2 separate regions of the Homo sapiens genome follow, and region 1 is linked to region 2. The links are chromatin loops, found by intact Hi-C in ENCODE. Cell type or tissue: CD14-positive monocyte. All regions are shown on one strand. Region 1 has its middle 50 kb from the start of FURIN. Region 2 overlaps FURIN (furin, paired basic amino acid cleaving enzyme).

Evidence for each region. A loop is a pair of places that touch in the nucleus more often than their neighbours do. Peaks named below come from ENCODE experiments on the same cell type or tissue, not always from the same donor. Only the 100,000 strongest peaks of a DNase experiment are listed, where the experiment ranks them.
Region 1: a loop joins it to region 2, with 2.3 times the contacts of the local background. A loop is called at or near these places in 22 of 110 quality-filtered maps.

Annotation. Positions count from the first base shown.
Region 1 is chr15:90,817,406-90,819,905 of GRCh38, forward strand. No RefSeq gene overlaps it. Among named protein-coding and RNA genes, the nearest start is that of FURIN, 50 kb to the right of the region's middle. RefSeq lists an enhancer at 1-657. In CD14-positive monocyte, CTCF peaks have their summits at 1,446 (motif pointing right) and 1,645; DNase peaks (open chromatin) are centred at 1,006 and 1,416; H3K4me3 peaks cover 900 bases; H3K27ac peaks cover 734 bases.
Region 2 is chr15:90,875,949-90,878,448 of GRCh38, forward strand. It overlaps FURIN (furin, paired basic amino acid cleaving enzyme), which reads left to right. Exons shown (of 16, transcript NM_002569.4): 3 at 307-405; 4 at 514-609; 5 at 948-1,076; 6 at 1,187-1,263; 7 at 1,579-1,667; 8 at 2,184-2,356. Among named protein-coding and RNA genes, the nearest start is that of FES, 7.3 kb to the right of the region's middle. In CD14-positive monocyte, no CTCF peak of the experiment used is centred here; no DNase peak of the experiment used is centred here.

The DNA of each region.
Region 1 (2,500 bases), 59 kb before region 2:
AATGCAAGCGGCCTCCTTCCTCCAGCTCATCTTCCAGTCCTCTCAGACCCCCAGGGAAGCTCTGCATTCGCCCAGCGCAACCCCAGGAGGGCAGGAGCAGGCAAACTTTCCCTGAACTGATGCCAAGGCTTTGAAGCCAAAGACCGGTCCATGATACAGCAAAGCTGCTCTGGGCTGGGCCCTGCTGGTGGCCCTCCATGGCACAAATCGCCACCACCTGGGATAGGAGAGGGCACAAGTCCACCAAGGAGTGCCAGCCTGGGACCCATCACGGGCCCATCCTCCCCTAGGTACACGAAGGCCTGACTCTCCCACACTCACTTGCCATCCTTCTGGAGGGCACAGGCAGGATTGGAATCTGGCTCTGTAGCTGCACATATGCCCTGCTGAGGCCCTCACACTACAGAACGCTGGCAGGCAGGCCCTTGCTCACCTCCAGGGACAGAGAACCCACTACTCTCAGAGGAAAAGAACAAGCACGGAGAGCCCCTCACCCCACCGGCTCCATGCCAAGGGCTGTTTTGGGAACTCAGGTAATTCACTTCTTCCATCCCTCCCGCAGCCCTGGGAGGCAGGCACATGATGTTGGCCTTTTTTATGCAGAAACCAGAATTCAGAGAGGTTATGTAACTTGCCCAAATCCACGCAGCTGGGAGGTGGTAGTAAGTAGGGTAACACACATCTCGATTTGCCCTGGAGTCCCAGTTTACATCCATTGTCCTGGTGTGATAATTAACACAGTTTATTTTCATTCTCAAAAGTGCTCCAGTTCAGACAACAAGTTCAGTGGCATCAAGAATCTGAGCTCTTTCCCTGAACTATCCAACCTCTTCTCCCAACCCCGCTTTCCACCCAGAGCCTCAGGGGCCACCTGCTGTCACCTGTTCGAAACTCCCAGCCTCTGCTGCAGGCTCCAGGGACAGAGGCTGCAGAATTATCAGCCAGCATCGCTGAGCTGTGGCTTTTCTCCAGAAGAGGAAGCGGAGGCTGTGGTCCAAGCCTTCTCGCTCTTCTTGAGAAACTGCTGCTTCTCCCACTCCTGCAGCCGTCTGGAACTGCTCTGAGGCCCCGAGGCCCACCCTGTCCTTTGGAGGCTCCCAGAGTCCCAGCCCGGCTCTTTCTCTGGCTGGGAGCTGCTGCCTGGGTGGGGAGCAGCAGGCAGCAGCTGTCAACCTCCCCCAGCCTGGGACCCGCCGCTGGCAGAGGCCTCTGGGCAGAGACAATGGGCGATGGGTCTTCTGTGGCAGCTGGGGAGGAATCCCCAGGGGCTCCAGCAGCCACTTCTCCCTCCGTGCAGCTGGCACAGCCCCGTGTGTCCTCAAAGCCAGGGCTCAGAGAAGCCAGCTGGTGGGGCGCACCCAGGGGCCCCGAGCCTGGCCCAGACCCTGCTAGGTGCTCCAGTTCATGAGTGCAGCAACCACTAGGAGGCAGGGGCTCAACTCTGCAGCTGTGCAGGGCAGACCCAGGACTTCGGGGACAAGCCCCTCGGCATGCAGTAGGCTCCTGCTTTCCAAAACGCACTCACTCTGCTTCTCGGAAAGGCTTCTCGGCTGGCCCACGCTCCCTGTTGGCAGGAGACGAAGGAGGAAGGGAGAAAACCCTCCCTGGTTGGGGTGGGCTGTGTACCCTGCCCCACAGGGTCACCACTGGGAAGAAGGACAGGACAAGAAGGTAGACAGAAGCCCGAAGTAGAGTCCAGAAAGCCCCAGCCATGGTGAGGCGTCCCCGCACAGGCCTGAGGCTGTCCCTGCAGCTAGCCAAGGTCAAGGTCGAGGTTTTGGCATCGCCACACCTCAACTGTGTGGTTCCACGGCCCCACAGAGGGTTCGGTGACGCCTGGGAAGGTGCCGGGTTCCACGGCCCCACAGAGGGTTCGGTGACGCCTGGGAAGGTGCCGGGATCCACGGCCCCACAGAGGGTTCGGTGACGCCTGGGAAGGTGCCGGGTTCCACGGCCCCACAGAGGGTTCGGTGACGCCTGGGAAGGTGCCGGGATCCACGGCCCCACAGAGGGTTCGGTGACGCCTGGGAAGGTGCCAGGATGGCACTCTGATGGTCTCTAGGCTCAGATCTATTCAGGATGTGGGAGTTCACCCCAGAGAGCCTGTCTGTCCCCATGGGTCCCACACACAGGGCCTGTCACACACACAGGCCACAGGCATCTGCCTGTCCTGGCCCCATCTACTCAGTCCCTGCCAGGAGCCACAAGGCCCCATGAAGGTCAGGCCCTGGCACTATGCCTGGGCCAGGAGTGGAGCAGAGAGCTCAGGTCCCTGCTTCCTGTAGGGAAGACTTTCCTTGGTAGGATAGAACCTGGAGCAGGGACTCTTGGGGTGGGAGGTGGCAATGGTGCCCCGGGAACTGCTGATGCGGAGTAAGGGTCTGAAGAGCCACCACTACCAGATCTGAAACCCCCGCCTAGAAGGAAGGACATCAGAGACACTGAGAGACTCCTGGACTTCTGCCCAGAGCCCTGCTCGGGCTCAGAGAGGGGTGGCCCC
Region 2 (2,500 bases):
GGTGGGACCAGAGAAGACAGGGATTCTGGGAGCAGGAGCTGTTGGCCTTGTTTGCTCAGGGGCATCTGGGTAGCCGGCATGTTCTGGGTGGCCATGAGCAAAGCACAGGTGGTTCAGGCAAGCAGCATATCCCAGTGAGAGTGAGTCCTCATGGTCCCCGCATTTTGCTGGGTCCCGGACAGGGAGCAGATGCCCCGCACCCCCGACCGTGGCGAGCCTCCCATGAAGCCGTTGTCCACCCCCGTCCCCCGCCTCCCGGGGACTGACAGATGGAAAGCCCAGCTCAGTCTCCCTGCTCTATTGCAGATCTTCGGGGACTATTACCACTTCTGGCATCGAGGAGTGACGAAGCGGTCCCTGTCGCCTCACCGCCCGCGGCACAGCCGGCTGCAGAGGGAGCCTCAAGTGAGTGTGGCCCCAGCCCCCTCCTGCTGCCACCCTCCCCCTCCTGCTCTCAGGAGCCCCTCTCGCCTCCTGCTCCACCCACACCATCTCTCCCTCACTCCCCCACAGGTACAGTGGCTGGAACAGCAGGTGGCAAAGCGACGGACTAAACGGGACGTGTACCAGGAGCCCACAGACCCCAAGTTTCCTCAGCAGTGGTACCTGGTACGTGGCCTTCTTCGCTGCTGGGACCTCCTCCCCAGATGCACCATCCACCCACTATGAGCTCTTGGATGGAGGAGGCTGTCTTCGAGGCCTCCTCTGATTCGTTTCCTTTCCTCCTGCTGGGCAGTCTCTCCTTGGCCCATCCTAATAAGCAAGCCTGGGGGTGGCCCTCCCAGAGTCCTCTACATTCCCATGGAGTCCAGACAGCCAGTGGCGGCCTTTCAGGAGCAGGGATGGTACAGGAGGAGGTTTTACGGGGGCAAAGGGATTCTTCAAGATGCTCCTAGCCTCACAAAACCAATCATGTCTCATAAGTGATGGGGTGGGTGTCTCCACAGTCTGGTGTCACTCAGCGGGACCTGAATGTGAAGGCGGCCTGGGCGCAGGGCTACACAGGGCACGGCATTGTGGTCTCCATTCTGGACGATGGCATCGAGAAGAACCACCCGGACTTGGCAGGCAATTATGTGAGGAAGTCGGGGAGGGAGGCCGTGATCCCTGCTGAGGTGTGTCTAGAGGCTGTCTTGTTCTATCAGTGAGGTCAGCCTTCTCCTGATGGTGGCCAAATCCTTCTTAGGATCCTGGGGCCAGTTTTGATGTCAATGACCAGGACCCTGACCCCCAGCCTCGGTACACACAGATGAATGACAACAGGTAAGAAGTGGCAGGCCCCGGTCTCTGCCTCCCTTCTCCTTTCTTCCACTAAGGAACAGGGCTGAGCCTGGGTGAGATGTGCCTTGCCTAAAAGGCTGAGGCTTTTCCCACAGTCCTGGCCCACCTGGGGCTCTGAGGGAGGGCTCGGTCAGAGTGGAGATGGCCACAGGCCCAGTGGAGTGTGGGAGATGGGGGCTGGGTACTCAGGGGATGATGGGTGTCGGATGTGCGGATCCCTCGTGCTCCTCAGGCCACATCTGCCGGGCCCTGTTCACCCCATTTGTTCTACTCATGCTACGTGCTTGGCCCTGGCAGGCACGGCACACGGTGTGCGGGGGAAGTGGCTGCGGTGGCCAACAACGGTGTCTGTGGTGTAGGTGTGGCCTACAACGCCCGCATTGGAGGTGAGTGTGGGCCTGGGCCACCCTGTCTTCAGGAGGGCCCTTCAGTGGAATTTTTCCCGCCCACTTCCCATCTGGCCAATGCCTGCCACTTTCCCACTGTGGATCCTTTGATCACGTGGCTGTTCCATGGAGGGTTCCCAAAGGGTCAAAGACTGAAAGAGCTGGACCCCTGTGGAGTGAGGGTTTCCTAGCAGGAGTCTCCTGAAATCCTCACGACCCACTGTGAGTCCTCACGTGGCAGATCCTTGATCACCAGGCTCTTTTGGGAACCAGAGACTCTTTCTAGTCCTGAATGTGTGGTTGGGGGCAGGAGGTGTTCTCTTTTTCCTTCTCTGGGTCTTGTCTTTGAAAGGCAGAGGCAAACAGGTAGTTGGGGGTTCAGGGTTTCTCAGCATCAGCCTCCACCCTTCCCTTACTCATCCCCTGGGGTGCAGGGCTGGGTGTGCTCCTTGGGGTGGGGGCCCTGACAGCTGGACCCATGCAGCATCCCTCTTCGTGCCCCCCCTTCACGGCCAGGGGTGCGCATGCTGGATGGCGAGGTGACAGATGCAGTGGAGGCACGCTCGCTGGGCCTGAACCCCAACCACATCCACATCTACAGTGCCAGCTGGGGCCCCGAGGATGACGGCAAGACAGTGGATGGGCCAGCCCGCCTCGCCGAGGAGGCCTTCTTCCGTGGGGTTAGCCAGGTGAGGTGGGGATCTGTCCAGCCCCTGCGGGCAGGTTGGGTGCTGTCTTCCGTACCTATCTTGTGTTTTTTGGTTTGTTTTATTTATTCTCATGTTTAACTTTACACAAAGCATGTTTATTGAAACATTAAGGGACAGAAGAAG